Regions from separate parts of the Homo sapiens genome. Here region 2 is linked to region 1. A link is a loop called in an ENCODE intact Hi-C map of the cell type or tissue named here. Cell type or tissue: CD14-positive monocyte. All regions are shown on one strand. Links, peaks and the distances in the headings refer to the core of each region. The heading gives the core; the rest is flanking DNA.

The links. Hi-C counts contacts between places; a loop is a spot of excess contacts. Peaks named below come from ENCODE experiments on the same cell type or tissue, not always from the same donor. Only the 100,000 strongest peaks of a DNase experiment are listed, where the experiment ranks them.
Region 2: it touches region 1 in a loop (4-fold over the local background); 73 of 110 quality-filtered maps call a loop at or near these places.

Annotation. Positions count from the first base shown.
Region 1 is chr1:46,400,394-46,410,616 of GRCh38, forward strand. FAAH (fatty acid amide hydrolase) reads left to right here. Exons shown (of 15, transcript NM_001441.3): 2 at 1,698-1,811; 3 at 4,621-4,755; 4 at 4,979-5,112; 5 at 5,195-5,401; 6 at 5,645-5,685; 7 at 5,851-5,975; 8 at 8,066-8,191; 9 at 8,708-8,805; 10 at 10,005-10,104. Among named protein-coding and RNA genes, the nearest start is that of FAAH, 11 kb to the left of the region's middle. In CD14-positive monocyte, for the core only: CTCF peaks have their summits at 6,125 (motif pointing right) and 6,332; DNase peaks (open chromatin) are centred at 2,048, 4,638 and 6,108; H3K4me3 peaks cover 2,520 bases; H3K27ac peaks cover 2,713 bases.
Region 2 is chr1:46,522,776-46,532,998 of GRCh38, forward strand. TMEM275 (transmembrane protein 275) reads right to left here. Exons shown (of 4, transcript NM_001396071.1): 4 at 9,391-10,223. The coding sequence ends at 10,219. Among named protein-coding and RNA genes, the nearest start is that of TMEM275, 7.6 kb to the right of the region's middle. RefSeq lists a cis regulatory region at 1-473, enhancers at 1-396, 397-1,347, 1,348-2,298, 2,299-3,248 and a silencer at 10,205-10,223. In CD14-positive monocyte, for the core only: CTCF peaks have their summits at 5,427 (motif pointing left) and 5,631; a DNase peak (open chromatin) is centred at 5,386; H3K27me3 peaks cover 3,214 bases.

The DNA of each region.
Region 1 (10,223 bases), core at 1,552-9,551:
GGCAGCAGTTGGGTGGCCGCGTGTGACCTAGGAGACAAGGATGAGTCTGAGGCCCGGTGAGGGCCTTGGTAGAGGGGATGGAGAGGTGACCATTTTTCAGAGCTACTTAGCTTGGTGACTGGATGCAGGTGGTGGTGGGAAGGAGGAGCCAGAAAGACACCTGTTTCATTTCCTGAACACCTGGATGGATGGCGGGGCCTCCCCTGAGTACAGGGTACAGGATACATAAGGAGGAGCTGGTCAAAAGTCGGGCAGGTGATGAGCTTAGAGGAAGGACAGGGAAGGTGGACAGGTGACAGGAATAGCCCAGTGAGCTGGTTTGGGCTCCATTGCCTCGGGCTGGGTAGGGGATCTGGGGGATGTGGGATGAGTGGAGAGCCTGGAGTCAGAGGTGCTTAGGGGAGGAGTGGAAGCCAGGGTAGGGGAGGAGGGTAAGAGGGGAGGGGAGGAGGGGAAGGGTAGAGGGGAGAAGGGGAAGCAAGGGGAGGTGAGGAAGGGAAGGGGAGAAGGGAAAGGAAGGGGAGGGGAGGAAGGGAAGGGAAGGGTAGAGGGGGAGGAGGGGAAGCAAGGGGAGGGGAGGAAGGGAAGGGTAGAGGGGGAGGAGGGGAAGCCAGGGGAGGGGAGGAGGGAAAGGGTAGAGGGGAGGAGGGAAACCAGGGGAGGGGAGGAGGGGAAATTGGGGAGGGAAGAGGGGGAAGTGGGGAGGGGAGGAGGGGGAAGCAGGCCAGGGGAGGAGGGGGAGTAGGGGGAGGGGAGTAGGGGGATTAGGGGGAGGGGAGGAGTAGAAGCAGGGTTGGAGGGGTGGGAGGAATGGAAGCAGGAGGAGGGGAAGCCTTCTCCCAGAATCAGAGAGGGAAGAGAAGGTACCCAGAGCTCTGTCTCTCCCCACATCTGGCATCTTCTTATCCTTCAAATCACAGCTGAAATGTGGTTTCTTCAGATAGGCAGCCTTTAAGAACTGGAACACTCACTGTGAGGGTCTGCGGCTTCATTCTTGAAGTCAGTGAGACCAAGAACCCACCAATTCCGGACACAGAATGAATGTGTAAACCCTTCCTTTTGGGTGTGGCCTTCAGTCACAGACCCAGCCTCCCAAGATGGGGTCTTCTTGTTTTTGCCCTTCCCTGCTAGAGGTTGGCAACCCCCTGAGTAGTGTTCAGAGCTGCTCTGTGGGTGTGGGGATGGCATGGGGTCAGGTGCAGGCAGATGGCTGGTGGGCAAGAAGGCACCTCTCTCTCAGCCTCAGTTTATCTGTGCAATGGGAATGGCAGTAAGACTTAATCAAAACATGGATGACATCAGCGTGGTGTTGGCACACAGAAGGCAGCCACTGCTGGTGTATATTTGTAGTGGTTTAATCATCAGTCTGGAGCTAGGCACAGTAGCATGTGCCTGTAGTTCCAGCTACTCGGGAGGCTGAAGTGGGAGGATCACTTGAGCCCAGGAGTTCAAGTCTAGCCTGGGCAACACGGCCAGACACTGTCTCTAAGGAAAAAAAAAACCTACTTGGGCAGGTCGGCTCGCTGGGCACCCCTTCAACAAGCTTCTGGAGGAGACAGAGCTGCATTCTCTAGGGATGGCAAGGGCCTGCCCAGGCTGGGCCATGTCAGAGCTGCTGGGGCATGGGCCACTGGTGTCTGCTGCAGGCCCATGAGACTTCGGCGAGTAGGGGACTGATCCGAGTTTGTTCCCCACAGAACCCAGACCTGGACTCAGAGGCGCTGCTAGCCCTGCCCCTGCCTCAGCTGGTGCAGAAGTTACACAGTAGAGAGCTGGCCCCTGAGGCCGTGCTCTTCACCTATGTGGGAAAGGTAAGGCCAGCCAAGGCCAGCCCCTCCCTGGGAAAGGTAAGGCCAGCCAAGGCCAGCCCCTCCCTTTCCCCTCCCTCTGTCCGCACAGGCTGTGGGGAAAACCTGGCCTGGAGTTAGTCCTGCTGGGGGCCATGGTGGGACCTACAGTGCCAGGGACTGCCAGGGAGGGAAGGAGCCAGAGCGTGTGCGTGTGTGTATGTATGTGTGTATGAGACACTGAGCATGCTGTCTTAGCTAGTAACCTGGCTTTTAGCCCAGACTTCCCTCTCCCTCCTGCCTCCACCCCATTGGGCAACAAGTCTGGTCTGTTCCCTTCTTTTTTTTTGAGATGGAGTTTCGCTCTTGTTGTTCAGGCTGGAGTGCAATGGCACAATCTTGGCGCACTGCAACCTCCACCTCCTGGGTTCAAGCAATTCTCCTGCCTCAGCCTCCCAAGTAGCTGGGATTACAGGCATGCACCACTACACCCGGCTAATGAAAAGAAAAAAAATTTTTTTTTTTTTTTTGAGATGGAGTCTCGCTCTGTTGCCCAGGCTGGAATGCAGTGGCATGATCTTGGCTCACTGCAGCCTCCACCTCCTGGGTTCAAGTGATTCTTCTGCCTCAGCCTCCTGAGTAGCTGGGAGTACAGGCACCTGCTAACACACCCAGCTAATTTTTGTATTTTTAGTAGAGATGGGATTTTACCATGTTGGTCAGGCTGGTCTGGAACTCCTGACCTCAAGTGATCCACCCGCCTCGGTCTCCCAAAGTGCTGGGGTTACAGCTGTGAGCCACTGCAGCTGGCCCCCAACTAATTTTTTGTATTTAGTAGAGACGGGGTTTCACCATGTTGATCAGGCTGGTCTCAAACTCCTGACCTCAGGTGATCCACCCGCCTCGGCCTTCCAAAGTGCTAGGATTACAGGCGTGAGCCACCATGCCCGACCCCGTCTTTTTTTTTGAGATGGGAGTCTTGCTCTGTCGCCCAGGCTGGAGTGCAGTGGCATGATCTTGGCTCACTACAACCTCCACCTCCCGGGTTCAAGTGATTCTCATACCTCAGCCTCCCGAGTAGCTGGGATTATAGACATGCACCCCCATGCTTGGCTAATTTTTGTATTTTTATTTGGCCGGGCTGGTCTGGAACTCCCAACCTCAGGTGATCCTCTGAAAGTGCTGGGATTACAGGCGTGAGCCACCGCGCCTGGCCTGTTCTCTTCTTTTACCCAGCCCTCTCCTGTCTCCATCCCCTTTGGCCACCCTGGCCCGCCACCACCATCTCCCGCCATGCCCAAGCACCAGCCTCCTGGTCAGGTGCCCTCTTGTGTCCCCAGCTCTTCAGGCCATCTCTTGTACTCCTCCTCTGTGTGTGGCATCACCTCTGGCCAAGGCCTTCTGGAGCTTGGGTGTCAGCAGCTCTGCACTGGCTTGGGTGGGGCTCCTTTACCTGGAAGGCTGTTTCCCTCTTCTTTGCCCCTGTCCGTGCCACGGGCTCCCCTGGCTGAGCCTTCGGGGCTCAGAGCAGGAGGCACCGTCTTCCATTCGCCACCTGAGGTAGGGTTTCCTCTTCCAGGCCTACTCTCATTCTAATAGCACATTTCTCATCACAGTGTCAGGCTTGTCTTCTCTATCTCTTTCCCATGGGGGGTCTTTGTGGACAGAGCTTGTCTCATTTGTCTTTGAACCTTAGTGCTCAACATGTTGCATTTCACGTAATAAATGCTCAAGAAATATGTTTGAAAAGAAAGGGAGGGAGGGAGGAAAGAAGGAGACAAATTGTGCTTTGAGTGTGGCCTGCATGATTTCTTGAAAGGGTGTGGGACAGTGAGTGTGACCCCTAGGCAGGTGAACTTGTCTGGGTGCAGTGTATGTGACAATGCTGTGGGGGCTGCAGCTGAGGAAGCGAGCGCATGCTGGGCTGGTGTCACTGAGAGGGGGCACGTACATAGTCTCAGCAGATGGTCTTGCTTCTTCCCTGTCAATGTCCCTGAAAGGCTCCTGCCCTTCCTAGTTAATCTAGTCTATCTGGTTAGATTAGCCTTCTCTGTTCCTGCCTCGGGTACCCCGGGGACAGATTTTGCACATGCCTGAATATGGCAACACAGCCCACCCTGTTTCCCCCAGATACTCCCCAGGAGCAGGAATATTTACTGAAAGCTGCATCTCACTCTGCCCTCACCTTTCCTTCTGTAGGACCCTGTGTGGTGAGGTTTGAGCATTCTAGGCAGATTTCCACTATTAGCATGTTCTTCCCTTTTGTCAAGCTCCTACTCCACATGGCTTGATTATCAAATTCAAGATTTCCTGGGTAAGGGGAGGCTTGACTGGGCTACATGTGGGGAAGGCGTGGGGTTGAGGAGAGACTGCTGGGCTCCGGGAGGCAGGAGTCTGGTCTAGTCCTGCTCTGTGGTTGCCCTTCAGTGTGACCAGTGATGGGGCGCTGCCCCTGTCTGGTTTCTGTCTGCCTCACTGGCAGAGATGTGGCTTGGGGGAGGTGAGGGAGTGGCCAGTGGTCATCTTCCTCCCAGCTCACCCCCTACCTGGGGGGCACCTGAGGCCAGTATCTTGCTCCCTTGAGTGTCCCGGTTGTGCCCTGGTCCTGGTTGAAGGCCAGAGACAGCCAGGATGAGGCCTGGGCCAAATGTCCCTAGTGAGGCAGATGCTGAGCCCTAGGTCATCCTCTGTGCCCCAGGCTCTGGGCCATGTTGCTGGTTACCCCTCTCCCTGGGTATACTTTAAAAGGCCAGTTCTACATGATGTATATTTCACCACAATTTCTTAAAAAGGCCAGCCTCCTTTTATCTTATGTCTACTTCCCCTTCCTCAGGCCTGGGAAGTGAACAAAGGGACCAACTGTGTGACCTCCTATCTGGCTGACTGTGAGACTCAGCTGTCTCAGGCCCCAAGGCAGGGCCTGCTCTATGGCGTCCCTGTGAGCCTCAAGGAGTGCTTCACCTACAAGGTATGCTCTGCCTCAGCGCCAGGCCTCCATCGTCCCCTCCATCCCTGCCAGCCTGCTCTGCATCTTGGGTCATTTTGGGCCCTTAGAGGAGGTATCAGGTCCAGAGGCCTTCCGAGGGGACACTGGTATACCTGTTTTGGCCTGTGTGACAGTTGTTGGAGTGGACCCTTGGCTGCCCACGGGCCCTGACTCACTCCCTTCTGGTGCCCATCCCTCCTCCCAGGGCCAGGACTCCACGCTGGGCTTGAGCCTGAATGAAGGGGTGCCGGCGGAGTGCGACAGCGTAGTGGTGCATGTGCTGAAGCTGCAGGGTGCCGTGCCCTTCGTGCACACCAATGTTCCACAGTCCATGTTCAGGTTGGGTCTTGGGGTGGGGCGGGGCGGGGCAGGGGCACCGGTCCCAGCATGGCACGGGCTGACCCATTCTTGGCTCCTCCAGCTATGACTGCAGTAACCCCCTCTTTGGCCAGACCGTGAACCCATGGAAGTCCTCCAAAAGCCCAGGGGGCTCCTCAGGGGGTGAAGGGGCCCTCATCGGGTCTGGAGGCTCCCCCCTGGGCTTAGGCACTGATATCGGAGGCAGCATCCGCTTCCCCTCCTCCTTCTGCGGCATCTGCGGCCTCAAGCCCACAGGGAACCGCCTCAGGTAAGGTGGGTGGAGGGCGCTTCTGGGCCCCTCGCTGTGTGACCTTGGCCTAGCTTCCAACCTCTCTGGGCTCCAGGCGGGGATTCGGTCTCCGGGGTTTTGCTGGGAGGAAGCATTACAGTACCACTGGCCGGGCGTGGGTCCTAGTTTCCAAAGCGGTGAGTGTTCAGAGCTGCTCTGTGGGTGTGGGGATGGCGGCGGGTGGCCATTTCCTGTTTCCAGCATCTTATGTTTCTTATCCAGCAAGAGTGGCCTGAAGGGCTGTGTCTATGGACAGGAGGCAGGTGAGGTCCGTGGTGCTCTCAGTGCCCCGAGGAGGGTGGGGGTCGGCCTGACCCGCTTCCGCCCGTGCTTCTCAGGTGGCAGGGCAGTGTCTGGCCCCCAGGCTGCTCTAGGTCTGGGTTCCTCGCTCCTTGTCTGCTTACCTCCCTCACCTCTCTGCCCCACAGTGCGTCTCTCCGTGGGCCCCATGGCCCGGGACGTGGAGAGCCTGGCACTGTGCCTGCGAGCCCTGCTGTGTGAGGACATGTTCCGCTTGGACCCCACTGTGCCTCCCTTGCCCTTCAGAGAAGAGGTGAGCAGGGCTGGGTGGGCATGAATGTGGACCGCTGAACCCAGACAGCCACCCCAGGCCTTGTGGGCAGGCCTTGGAGCCCCTGTCTCCTGAGAACCGTCCCCCAGGCCTCTGAGGCCAGGGCGGGTTGCTCCTCCACAGACGGCCACCAGATGGAGCCCTTGCCTGCATTTGGAAATCCTCAGGCTTTTTTTTTTTTTCCTTTTCTTTCTTTCTTTTTTTTTTTTTTTTTGAGACTGAGTATCGCTCTGTCCCTCAGGCTGGAGTGCAGTGGCGCGATCTCGGCTCACTGCAAGCTCCGCCTCCCGGGTTCACGCCATTCTCCTGGGTTCACGCCATTCTCCTGCCTCAGCCTCCCGAGTAGCTGGGACTACAGGCGCCCGGCACCACGCCCGGCTAATTTTTTTTGTATTTTTAGTAGTAGAGACGGGGTTTCACCGTGTTATCCAGGATGGTCTGGATCTCCTGACCTCGTGATCCGCCCGCCTCGGCCTCCCAAAGTGCTGGGATTACAGGCTTGAGTTACCGCGCCGGCCGGAAATCCACAGGCTTTCAAAGGTGCCCAGCCTCAGCTGCTGGCACCAGGGATGCAGGAATCATTTCCCAGCCTGCTGACCTTCAGCAAACAGCAGCCTTTCTAACAGTATTCCTGTCCACATTTTGGGAGCAGCACGCCACGCTGCCTGCAGACCCCAGCTCATGTAGCCTGTTCCTGCCAGACTTGCTGCTACGTGAGCCAGGGTCTGCAAGCAGCGTGGTGTGCTGCTCCCCAAAATACCACCACAGCAGCCTGTTGCTGAGACAGGCTGGGCTTGTTGCTTTCTGTGGCGAGGCAGCACTGTCTTGCAAAGCCTTAGGATCATCTCAGAGGGCAGGAAGGGTGGGGAGATCTGCTGAGATTTTGAAGTCTGGTTTAAGGTGGATCTTTCAACATGGGGGTTGGTTAAGATTGGTTTAAGTTGGTTAAGATTGGTTAAGATCCTTAATCCCCATGTTAAGGATTGGTGGGCACAGCAGGGTGTGGATTTTGAGGCGAGAGGTGTCAACCGATGCTTCCTGTTGAAGAGTTGGAATGAATCGGAAGGTTATTTGTGTTATGTGTGTTATTTGGAGGAGGTGGGGGAGTGGCCAGTGGTCATCTTCCTCCCAGCTCATCCCCTACTGCGGGGCATCTGAGACCAGTATTTTGCTCTCTTGAGTGTTCTGGTTGTGCTCTGGTCCTGGTACTCTCTCTCTCTCTGTCTCTGTGTGCGTTGGGGTTGAAGGCCAGAAACAGCCAGGTTGAGGCTGGGGCCAGATGTCCCCAGTGAGGCAGGTGCTGGGCCCTAGGTCATCCTCTGTGCCCACTCCAACAGAGTGCAGGAGCTGTAAAGTTAGATTGGTGCAGACAGAGGAAGAGTGAAGTCACGTTAATGTAGACAGTAAGCTGTGTGACGTAAGCCCCGTTTCTCAGCAGTCCAGCGATTGTCTATCTTGTACAGACCTCTTGCCCTCGCCCCAGCCAAGGTTGCCTTGGAAAGGCTGAGGGTTTGTGGACGGGAAGGAGAGTGGGCCTTGGTGTTTCTTGGGAGTGGGGCAGCAGGGCAGATCTGGGCTGGGTAGGGTGAACTCCCCCTCCCCAGGCAGAGGGAGATATTCTAACCGAACCCACGGGGATAGGCAGCCGTGAAGTCCTTCCTCGGAGGAGAGGAGGAGATGAGGTCCCTGTCTGGAAGTCTGGAACAGTTTATCATGAGAGCCAGGACAGGTGGTGGAGAGCCTCAGCTCAGAAGACAGGATGCCTGCATTCCAGACCTGTCTTGTCACTCTGCATTGGGTAGCTTTGGGCAAGTCCCAGTCCCACCTAATCTCCCTATTGAGACCTCAAGCCTCAGTTTCCTCATATGACCAGTAGGAATCCTTATCCTTGCTCTGCCCACCTGAGTCACTGTGAAGGTGTTTTATGAAAGGGTCAGATGCAGAAGGGGCTGGCCTCGCTGACTGCAGCCTCGCAGCTGTGTCTGGGGCTGAGTAGTTTCTCTGATCTCTAGGGGTCCTGCCTAGGGTTGTCTTCTCCTGACCTGCCCCTGTCCCCTGTGTTTTCCCTCCAGGTCTACACCAGCTCTCAGCCCCTGCGTGTGGGGTACTATGAGACTGACAACTATACCATGCCCTCCCCGGCCATGAGGCGGGCCGTGCTGGAGACCAAACAGAGCCTTGAGGCTGCGGGGCACACGGTATGACTGCAGGGTCCTGGAAGTACTGGCATCTCCTCCCCTCACGGGAAGCCTTCCTGGTACCCATGGCTACTCCATCCCTGGCATCCTGGCACTCTGACGATGTTGTCGTCGGGGTGAACTGTGACCCTGTGGGACAAGTATATAGAGGGCTGATCAAGAGTATTGGAGTGAGTGATTGATGGAGAACTTTAGCCCTGTGCTGTGTGATGTGTGAGCACTGCATGTGGGGAGGCTCTTCAGCTCTAAACAGTGGTGCACAGCTGTCCAGAGGCTCCCAGGGCCAGTGGGTTTTGGTCTGGTCATTACACAACTTTATGTGTGGCTCCAGACTTCTCTCATGCTGTGCATTCCACAGTGAGTTTTCATGGGTCAGTAAGGCTGCCTTTGTAGCTCTAGTGAGAGCTATCTTGTGGGCAGGGTTGGTCCAATCCATCCTCAGGGCCGCCCAGACAGCATGGGGATCATGAAGCCAGTTGTTAGGTCAGGAGGCCTTACACCCCTCAATCCCTGCAGCTGGTTCCCTTCTTGCCAAGCAACATACCCCATGCTCTGGAGACCCTGTCAACAGGTGGGCTCTTCAGTGATGGTGGCCACACCTTCCTACAGAACTTGTGAGTGATAGTGGGCTTTGGGGTCTTGGTGGGATCAGACAAGTAGGCAGACCTGGGGGAGCAGCAGGGTGTGGTGATGCCTGGATGGGCCTTAGCTGAATCCAACAAAGGCCTGAGCACTCTGGGCAGGGACCTCGCTGTCCCTCCAGCTGGGCACATTGAGCCTGGAGATCCCTTGCCAGGGTGCCAGCCCGAGGGGAGGCTGGGTTGAGTATCTGTGGCCTACCCCTGATCTGAGCTTGTTGTGAGGTAGGAGGTGGGCAGGAGGTTGCCTCTCTGTTTGGGAAGGATTTGGGCCAAGGGCAGGATCCAGGCAGGAGGGTGGGGGTTTGGACTTGATGCTGTGACTCCAGGCTCTGTCTGACTTGAGCCAAGTCTTCTTTTTGAGCAGGACCTCAGCTTTCTCTCCTGTAAAGTGGGTGGGTTGGACCAGACTCCCTTTAAGGGACTTTGCAGAGCTCATTTTTAGAGAAGTTCGTTCCTCTGGGATGCTTCTAGTCATTAAAGGTGTCAGGGGCAGAGAACAGGCCTGCAAAGGTGCCTCCTGGTGACATACCTCTGCTGGATGGACTGGAACCCTTCAGAACACAGTCCCCCTTCCTCCACTTCACTGATGGAGAACTTGGCCCTGCAGCCTGGAGCTTGGCCCTGCAGCTTCACTCAGTCAAGGGCCCAGCCTGTCATGTTCCTTTCCTTCCCCTAGCAGCCAAGTGTGGTCCAGGCTTCAGTGGAAGGGGTCACTCCTCACTCTGGCCCTGGGAATGAGTCCCCAGGATCAGCTGCCTGAGACCTTTCCCTGAGATCTTGAGCCAGAGATAGCCTCAGAGCCCTGCTTCATGGGCAGCCCACCCTCGATTTCCCCACCTGTGCCTCCAGGCTGTACCTCCCTAAGGGGAGGTACCCTCAGGGAGGCCTCATCAGGGAGATGTTGCCCTCAGTTCTTAGAGCTCTGAGCTGGGTTTGCTGGAGAGGGATACCCTGAGTCCTGCCTTGGGGAGCTCCCGTGGATGTGGGTTGCAGCCCAGGCATCCCAAAGGATCAGCAGAAACAAACGGCATGTTTGGAAGGAGGGAGCTGAGTCTGGTGAGGAGGAGGTGGACAGGATCCCTGCATAGAGAATGGGATTGCTGTGGGCCGGGCGAGCAAGCTGGGAAGGATGTGGGGATGGGAGTGCCTGGACCGAGCATTTTGTTTCCCAGCAAAGGTGATTTCGTGGACCCCTGCCTGGGGGACCTGGTCTCAATTCTGAAGCTTCCCCAATGGCTTAAAGGACTGCTGGCCTTCCTGGTGAAGCCTCTGGTGAGGGCACAAGGAGTGGAGGGGCTAGGATGGCTGGGGGGGAACCTAGGGCCTCCTATCGCATGATCCCCCATGGCCTCCCTCAGCCTCTCTTGGTTTGGGCAGGCATGGCCTCCTCT
Region 2 (10,223 bases), core at 1,112-9,111, 120 kb after region 1:
AAGCTGCTCTTTGTTGTTGGTCTCATCTAAGCGGGACGATAGACCCGCAGGCCTGGGTCCTTCCCAGGTCACCCTGCCCATCTCCTGGCCTCTGCACAGCATGTGCTGGGCAGCCAGGAGGGAGGGAACACATTCTTTTTTACCTTAGGATTCTCCTGAAGAGAACTCCAGAACACAGGAGCCCCAGTGCTTCAGGAAGAATCCAGGGTACCTGAGGCAGAAGCTTCACGACAGGGGGCTGAGGCGGAAACTTGACGACACGGGAGATTAAGGGGAGGTAAAGGCAGGTGCTCATCGGCCCGCCCCTCGCTGTCTCCTTAGCATGCACAGCCCCTGTGGAGGCAGGGCCCGCGAGACGTCTGAAAGGTTCACCTCCTTCAGGTTTACCTTCAGTCTGCCCTCGGTAAGCTGCCTAGAAAGGACCGCGCAGCCTGCAAGCCCCAGCCTGCCTCTTGGACTGTGGGCTATTGGAAAAGCCCTTCTCTGGGCCTCAGTCCCTATTCATTTTTTTAAAGACAGGGTCTCACTCTGTCACCCAGGCTGAAATGCAGTGGTATGATCACAGCTCACTGCAGCCTCACCTTCCTGGGCTCAAGCCATCCTTCCACTTCAGCCTCCCAAGCAGCTGGGACTACAGGTACACATCACCATGCCCAGCTAATTTTTGTATTTTTTGACAGAGGTGGGGTTTCACCATGTTGCCCAGGCTGGCCTTGAACTCTTGAGCTCAAGTGATCCGCCAGCCTTGGTCTCCCAAAGTGCTGGGATTACAGGTGTGAGCCACCATGCCCAGCCCTCTGTCCCTATTTTTTTTTTAAGTGGGGCTTTGGACAACTTCTGAGCCTGATTTAAGCGCCCCACCCTGCTGGGTTGGGTGGAAGCCATAGATACATAGAAGAATAACTGAAAAAGCAGTCATTCTTCTGTCTGCCTTGTTACCTCCCTCTCCCACACTCCAGCCACCAGGGGCCTGCAGAGCCCAGGAGGATGGACAAGGTGTGGGGGAGAGGTCGCCTACTAAAGAGCCAGGCCTGTTGAAGTCTGGCCATTTCTGCTTCAGTTTCTCAGAATAGACATTCTCACCGGTCTCTAGTTCGGCTTCCATCCGGGGAGGAATCACTGATACCCAGCTCCTATCCACAAGCCTGAAGGGGTGGGCAGCTCACTACCTTCCAGGGCAGCCTACGCCAGGGCTGTTGGAAAGTTCTTCTTCATGTTGTCTGAAATCTGCCACCCAGTAGCCTCCTTATCAGGCCTGGCTTGGCCTGGGAGCCACACAGAACATGTCTATTCATGCTGTTGTGGAGTGTGTCACCCAGCTGGCGTGGCACCTCACACACTCACCGTGCCCTCTCCCCGGATACCTCTGCTCTGCCGGTCCCTCCTCCTGGGGACAGGCTTCACTCTTCAGAGCCCAGCCACATGCCACCTGCTCCAGGAAGACTTGCCAGATTATCACAGGGGAGGGAGATGCCCCTCCTCCTCTTGATGCCTCTGACCACTATATACAGTTCTCAACCACTGCCAGATGGGGCTCCCTGGGCAGAAGCTGGCATGGCATACAGCCTGGTATGGAGTTTGTGTTCAACCAGTACTGAACTTGTTAAATTAACTGGGAAGAGCATGTGAGGGACAAGCTCTGCTGAGGACCTCAGGGAACCAGGCTTCTGTCTGGGCCCTGCCATGGCTTTGCAGTACACTTGGGCAAGCCCTGGCTTTTTCTGGGCCTCTGTCTCCTGTGTAGAGGTTGGTCAGGGTGGTCCATACAGGTGCCTTTCTCAGGCAGCCTTGGTTTCCAAGAGTCTTGCTGGGTTTTGTCTTCCATGTGATATCATCCTGTGTCCTCAATTGTTCCATTCAGAGCTTCTTCCCATGCTGGGTCCTCCTGGCTGGGGGTGCAGATGGGGCTTAGAGGTCATCAGAGGGCAAAGGCACAGCAGCCTGGGGCAGTGGAGTGAGCGGATCTCCTGGGACAGCACCCAAGGACAGGTGGACCCTCTGTCCTTGCAGGCCTTCTCACTTTTCCTGCCTGCCTCCCTCATGCCATCTTTAAGAGATGAGGCTAGGTCCAAGGCAGCGGCCATGCCACAGCCTCCTGTCTCTTCCAGAGGACATGGCTCTGTCCTGGCACAGTCTCCTAGTTCTCGGCATCAACATCCAGAGTTTAGGGACCATGTCCCAGTCTCTGTGAGGTGGATGGGAAGTCAACATTAGTTGACTGAGCACCACCTGCGTGGAAGATGCAGCCCCCCCCCCCCCATCACTGGGAATACAGTGCTGAGCAGGACAGCACCTGATGTGCGAGGGGGAAGACAGACAACAAATACATAAGCAATGGAATGTACCTTTGGCAGGCCGATTAAAGGTTATGAAGACACTGTGACCAGGAGTGAGGTGGGGGCTCAATGCATGGCTGGAGGAGACAGATGGAATGACTAGACCAAGAGTGAGGCCAAGATGACCAGGCAGTGCAACTGCCAGGTGGACAGATGTGAGGAAAGAGGCTGGCCCAGGCCCGGAGGCAGGACTGAAGGCTCCTGGGGGAAGGAATGGGGTGGGGAGGTGCGATCTATTACGCTGATGACTCTGGGCCCTAATCCTGTGCCAGGCCCGGCGGGTAATGTGTGTGTAGGGGGAGGGTAGCACCCCCGCTGGGGTGTAATTTCACGCTGAAGGGCCTGATGGGGCGTCCCAGGGACTGATCCTTTCTGGATCAGAAAACCCACTTCCCTTTGTCGCATGCATGGCGATTAGCACCTTAACCCTTTGTGGGCTGGCCCAGGGCCAGCCCTGCCCCATCTCACCTCCAGCCCCTTGGGATCTTAGCCCAGAGCCCTTTGCCTTCAATCCAGCCAACTCCCCAACCTGGTCTTGTCTGCAGGGTGCAGGGAGGGAGAAGCTGTTGACTGAGGAAAGCCAGGGGCTGGATTCTCAACTCCTGTCTGTGTCCCTGTTCCCTGGCACCCAGCTCCCCGAGGCCCTTGTGCCCCCAGAGAAGTGAGCTCACCATGCCATCTTTTCAGGTTCCTGTTACAGCTTGGATCAAGTCCAGTTGCCTTCAGCAAGCCTGGGATCTAGTCTAATCCACTGCCTCGTTTGGGGATACCCCAACTCACAGCCTTCCCACATCCGCTGTGATGGGGAGCTCACTACCTGCTGGCAACACAGCCAGTACCTTCCATTCCCACTAACCTCTCATGGGGAATGAACATTGACCCCAGGAGGCCAGGACCATACTTCCAGCAACATCTCAGAGACGTCCCTGGCCACTTTGTCCGACAGCAGCATTCCAGGACTGGGTAGGTCGTCACAGTCCCCTGCATCCATCCCCTCTTTTGCTCATGTACACTGATTCTTTTCAAAGATTCACCAGGAAGTTGTCTCAGCTTCTTTGGCTCCAATGATGTTGTCCCCTTCCCTTGGGGAAGTCCCCTTGGTCCTCCCAAGGCTAACTGCAATGCATCCCTGGGGCGGCTCCGGCAAGTTCTCCCCTCGGGAGCTCCCCTAGGGTGGGGGAGAAGGCAGGGACCAGGCTGGGCCTCCCCTAAGCTCCCTGGGTCTCTAAAACCCTAGCTCCATTAAAAGAAAGCCCCTAAATGTTATTTACACTTTGGAGTCTTAAAAACCATTAACAAAAGCCACTTAATTCAATTATCTTCCCGGCTGGCTCAGTTCTCAGCTCTGAGCGCCAGCCTCCCCTTGTTGCACCCCCACCCTGCCTGTCCCCCCACCACTGTCATTGTGTCGGGCTAATGAGGTAAACTGAAGCGAGCCCTGTCCCCCCTGACAGGTTTATGAGAATTTAATAAAGCGTGGCCGGGACCAAATGAGTTGCCTCAGCCTCGGAGAGCTCATTGTCTTTGGCGTCAGCGTTTTTTGACTCGAGCTGCCCCCATCCTCCGCCCCAGCTCCTCCCTGGCTCGGCCCCCACCCCCGCCCTTGGTGCCTCCCTAGGTGAGCCTGGAGGCCAGTGGGCCCTGCAGCGGGAGGGCACCCAGGCTGAACCCTGGGGATGGCAGAAATTAAGTTGGTCAGTGTGCCCTGGGGAGGGACTATGCTGTCCTTTGCCCTCACCTACCACACCTTCACAAGCTGCAGACTCCAGGAACATACTCGGGCCTCGGGGACTTCCCACACAACTGCCTCATGCTCCTATGTCTTGGCCGCTGTCAACCTGAGGCCCTGCTGGAGCCGCCTTGAGCCTGATTCACCTTTTCTCGCCTGTTTGGAGCAAGCAGCCAAAGTGAGCTCCCAGAGGGAGGGGCTTCTCTTCCGGCCAGGGCACAGGTTGGGGGCATGGGGCCTTCAGTCTGGCCTGGTTCCACCCCTTGCATGGAATGTCCCTCCTTATTTTCCTGGAAAGCTAGCAAGGGGTGGAGCACAGACCGTGGAGCAGAAGGGAGTCCGAAGTGCAGATGAAGAGGCTGCCAGTCGGGAGGCTCCCCAGATGGACAGGCAGGCAGAAGAGGCCCCGCCCCCACGGCTGTGGGGATACCTTGAGAAGGTACCCAGCTGCCCTTCTTCCCTCATGTCCTGGGCAACCTAGAACCAGCCTTTCTCTGCCTGGCCTCTTAGGGGTCCAAGGCCGAGGAGTTTCTGGACCATTTGGAGACCCAGAATTCCTTCTCTCCCCAACAAAAGTGTTTCCAGGAATTACTTCCTTCTGAGACTAAAGCTTGGCCTGACACAAGAGCCTCTTCTGGAAGGTCCTTAACTCATTGGGGTGTTGGAAGGCAAGTCTTAGGGATCAAGGCCAGTTTGTGACCATGATAAAAGCTCAGTTGTTGTCCAGGGTCAGGATTCAATGCATATGGATCAGGGTCAGAGTTCAGGTTGGCACCAGATTCAGGGTCAGGCTCAGTGATCAGAGTGAGAGTTCAGTGTATGGACCAGGGTCAGCGCTATCTGTTCCCAGGGTCAGGGCTCAGTCTATGGCCTGAATAAGGGCTAATGTGTGTCCATGATCAGTCTGCATGCAAGTCAGGTTCACTATATGGTAATTGTCAGGGTTTAGTTTATGGACTGGGGTCAGAGCTCAGTCTGGGATCAAGGTCAGTGTTTGATGAATGGACAGGCAGGGTCAGAGCTCAGAGTGTGACTAGGGTCAAGTTCAGTCTATGATTAAGGTCAGGACACAGTATGGACTGGGGTGAGGTTTCAGTCTAACATCAAGGTCAGGGTTTAGTCTATAAGCAGTCTCAGGACTTATCTGTGACCTTGATAAAGGCTAAGTTTCTGTCCAGGATCCAGGCTCTCTCTGTAATAAGGTCAGGTTCCAGGGTTGGATGAGTCACTTAGTAAATCTGAGTGACCTAACTCCCCCTCTTCCCCCATTTCTTAGGGCCTTGGACCTCAGAAGAGGAAAAGGCAAAATTGTGCAGTCTGGTTGGGCTGAGTGGTGTCTATCTCCTGCCATGTGCCCGGGGTGCCCTCTGGTGGCAGTCCCCAACAGTGCCGATTTCCTCAGGCTTGGTCCCTCCATCTGGCCATCTCCTGCTTTGGGGAGCCTGGCCCTCAGGCTGGTCCTTTGGCGCTGATCTAGTCAACCCTTCCTTCCCGTGCCATCCCACCTCCCCACAGAGAAATAGAAAACTGTGCAATTGGTTAGGGGAACTCTCAGACATATGAAATCTTCTCCCTTCCTGCCCAGAGTTAGGCATCTTGACAAACCCGTATTACTCGGGACCTGGAATCTCAGCTGTGCGATGAGATCCACACCTTTTCCTTCCTCCTTCAGTCCACAGGTGCTTATTGAGCACCTACCTTGTGCCAGGTGGGCACCGAAGGTACAGCTGTGAACAAGTCAGAATCTGGCCTCTTCGTGCTCACATTCCACTTCTCCCTAATCCCCCACTCCTAGTCCACAGTTCTCATCAGAAGGCTCCTGGCATCACAGAAGGCTGAGTGGGATTCAGAAGTCAGCAGCATGGGCTCCCTGCTCCCCCTGGAGTCTGCAGTTAGACTATTCTATCTTCCGGGTTCTCTGTCTTCCTGTCTCCTTGGAGTTTCACCACCACCCACATGCCGACAGCTTCTACGTCTCCATCCCAGCGCCTCCTCTTCCAGAACTCAGAGCTGTGGCTCCAGTTTCTGTGGGACAGTCCCTCTGGGCTAACAGGTCTTTTGCCTTACCAGGATGTCCCTTTTTTCCCAAATCCAGATCCTCCACCATACACCCTGGTGCTCAAACCAAAATTTTAGAACTTCCTCAGGATTCTTCTCTTTCATGCCCCCAAAACTCCCCCAAGAGGTGCAGAATCTGTCTACTCCAAGCAACCACCCTAGTCCCAGTGCCCATATGTCTCACTGCTGTGACCTCCTAGCCTGCCCCTCCTAGCCTTGCTTTCCCTCTTGCCCCTCGCCACTCTGTTACTTCCACACAGCAGGTGGAGCAGTCTTTACCATCATAAATCAGATCATGTCACTTCCCTGCTTAAAACCCTCCAGTGGGTCCCATCTCACCAAGAATCAAATCCCAACTCCTCACCCGGGCTTACTAAGCCCTCCATGAGCTAAGCAATACCCCCTCCCCGCCTCTCCAGCTTCATCTTCCATCTGTGTCTCAACAGCCTTTCTTTCTTGTTCTGACACACAGAGGCCAGTTCATTCTCACCTTAGGGCTTGGCACTGGCTGTTTCCTGAGCTTGAAATGTTCCTGCTCTAGACCTTTGCATGGCTGACTCACCATTCAGAGCCCAGCTTAAATGCCACCTCTTCAGAGAAAAACCCCCAACCATCCGACAAGTGCCTCTATCTATCACAACATCCTATTGTAATTTTCTGTGTAGTGCTGTTCACTAGCTAAGCTTTTTTGGTCTCATTTGCTCACTTATTTAATTCTTTATTGTCTGTCTCCTCCAAATAGAATGTGAGCTCCCTGAGAGCTTGTTCATCATTATATTCCCTCATAGCAGGGAACATAGCAGGGCTCAGGAATTCTTAAATTAATTAGTAAAAAAAAACGATTCTAAGGCTGGGCACAGTGGCTCACACTTATAATCCCAGCACTTTGGGAGGCCCAGGTGAGAGGACTGCTTGAGCCCAGGGGTTCAATATCAGCCTGGGCAACATAGTGAGACCCTGTCTCTACAAAAAATACAAAAAATTAGCCGGGCATGGTGGGGTGTGCTGGTAGTCCCAGCTACTTGGGAGGCTGAGGTGGGAAGATCACTTGAGCCTGGGAGGTTGAGGCTGCAGTGAGCTGTGATTGTGCCACTGCACACCAGCCTCGGCAACAGAGAGAGATCCTATCTCAAGATAATAATACAAAGAGGTTCTAAGTGGCTGCCCTCATTTCTCCTAGAGGGAGAAGCATGGGGGAAACCTCATTTCCCTTAATGAGCTGCCTTGTCCGGGCCAGCAGTAGTTTCCTTGGGGAGGCAGGGGCCACTCACCACGTGTAGCACCCTAAAGCCCCCCCGCCCCCAGGCCCTGGGGAGTACCCCTCCTTTAGAAGGACCAGCTCTGTGTCCTCTACCACAGTCCCTGTGCCTCTGAGGATAGGCCCTACTGCCTCAATTCTGAGGCTTTCAGGGCCTAGGGTGGGAGTGGAAGGTTTTACCCTCCTTCCAGGGCCGGTCTGCAGCATCCCTGCAGGAACTACTGGTCCCTGCTCAAATTCCCCAAGGTCAGGGAGCTTGATGCTTCTGTGCTGTCAGAATCATGTCCTCTCCTCAACAGAAACCTGCCTCCCAGAGGCCCTTTCAGGGCCTGAAGCCTGCCTGGGAGGGGCCTGCAGAGGTGTGAGACAGAGCACACCCTCCAGCCTCACCATGTGTAGGAGAGTGGGGCTTCCCTAGGGCCTCGCTGGCCATATTGCCCTAGAGGGGCCTGTCCCTGGGTGTCACCCAGGGAAGGGGTGTGAAGTGAGGAGTCCCCACGGTGGCAGACTGGAGCTGTTGGGAAGGTGAGCCCTGGGGCACTGGATCTGGAAAATCTCTTCTGGTGTGCCCGTGGAGGAAGCGGGGCAGAGAAAAGACAAATGATGACCTTCAGCTGGGGGTGTAAGTGGAAGGGACTCCAGGGAGCCAATGTCCCGCCTTCCCTGATCCATTCTACCCACACCATTGATCCATGTCCCACTGCCCTGAGTTTTTATCGTAGGCTCACTCTTCCTCTGCAGCAGCCAGGCTTGCAGAACAGGATCTGGAAGTCTTGTGGGGGAACAGGAAAGAGAATGTAATTCCAGGCATCTAACAGCAGGTGGGAGAGGGGTTCGGCTGAGCCTAGCATTGCAGGGCTAGAATCCTAAGGTGGTAGGAGAAGGGTGGTTCTGACCACACCCCAAGGCTGCATCAGCGGTGGCCCCTCTCACCTACTGCTCTACCACAGCAGCAGGTGGCATCTAAAGCTGCAGACCAATGCACCAGAAGAGACAGGACTGGAGCCTGGGGAAGTGGCCTTCCTTACACACATACAGGGTGGGGTTGGGGAGCTCAGAGAATAGGTCATCAGCTGTAGGTACTGGGAGCTTCAAAGGTTAAGGCCCATTGACACGTGCAAATTAATAGAGATGGCCTGCTCAGCACCTGCTCAGGCAGACTTGCTCTTCTCTAGGTCAGTGGGAGAGGAGACAGCAGGAGAGACAGAGGTGGAGATGGCGCCAGAGGAAGGAAGAGCCCAGGGCTGGTGGGAAGTGTCTGGGTCATGGCAGAGTAGTAGCAAAGCCTGTCTTGGAAACAGAAAGGGAGGCTGGTGATGAAGCCAGGAGTGGATGGGCAGGGAGTCATAGCCAGCCGGGGGCAGTGGGTCAGCATGTGCCCCAGTCACTGCTTGCCTAGGTACCTGCATGGAGACGAAGGGCTGGCCCAGAGTTGCAGTGTCTCCTCCTCAGTCCCCTGACCCCTTTTCTTTTTTGCAAGGCAGCCCCTATTCCTCTACTTGGCCCCCTCACCTACCCCCTCACCTGGACGAACCACAGGCCGGGCCCAAACTCGGCAAGTCCAGCTAGCTTGGGCAGTGTCTGGGCTTTGCACAGCCCCGTGGAGCACTTCTCCCCTCACCCTGCTCAGTGACCATGCCCTCAACCACTACTGCTGCCCTCACACCTCCACATGCATGTGTGATGTCAGACTGTTACCCAAACGCTGCCACTCCCCACCTCTTACAGGAGCCAGGCAATCACACCCACAGTCACACTCCTATGTTCATCCAGTCCCCCAATCTGACCCATCTGTTCCCACATTCATGGGCACACAGTCTTAGATACAGTCTTTTACTCATAGTCACACACTCCTCTCCCTTGAAGCCGCCTTCTAGGTCTCCAGGAGGGGCTGGTACCAGGATGCTCAGGCACTCAGCCACAGGCTGGGAGGGCCCCAGAACCCAGGGTGCTTAGCCAGAGGCCCCACAGCCACCCCTCCCTCCCGGCCTGCACTGTCACAGAGGACTGACTCCAAAGGTGCTTTATTGAGGAGTAAGGCACTGCAGGAATGCATGGTGTGCCACAGTCAGGGTGGGTGGGGGCCAGCATTGCTGGCAGTGAAAGTCACACTAGGACTTTCAGGGCTGCAGAAGCTCCCTCACCACTCACCTCTGTCAGGGCCCCAGTCTCAGCTACTCTTGCTCTTAGTCAGACAGAAAGGGTGGGGAGTGCTCACCCCGGCCCTAATTCTAGGGACCATCCTGGCCCAAGTCAGAGCCACGGCTTCTCAGCCAAATGAATCCCAAAGGTCATGTTGGGGTAGAAACAAGGAAGGTGGGGAGGGGCAGGAGAGGGGACTGGAAGCCTTTCACGGTGTGTGCAAGGACAGAGACAGCCCAGGCTGACATTCAACCCTTCTCCCTCTCTTCCTCCCACCTCACTGGGGGGACTGCTGGTGGTTAGCCCCTTCAGGGTGGGTGCTCCTTGGTTCACAGTGCCCAAATGCCAGGGGGAGGTGGCAGTGTCAGGGTTCCAGGGTCCAGGGGCCTACTTTCAGCAAGCTGGATGGGTAAGGTTTACTAGAGACCAGAGACCCTGTCTAAGGGGCCAAGGCTCTGCTGCTCCCTTCTTTGGGGTGTGACCCCTGACACCATCACCACATTCTACCCAGGAGTTTGGGAGATGGAAAAGATGAGGCCACCTGAGCCCAGCACCAGACCCTTGTAAAAAAGAAAGGAAGGAAGGAAGAAAAGGTTTTCTTTTTTCTTTTTCTTTTCTTTCTTTTCCCCCCTTAAATGGCACTGAAGGAAGGGGAATGAACCCGGACAGCGGAGTCACGGCGGGGCCCTGGTCCGCTAGG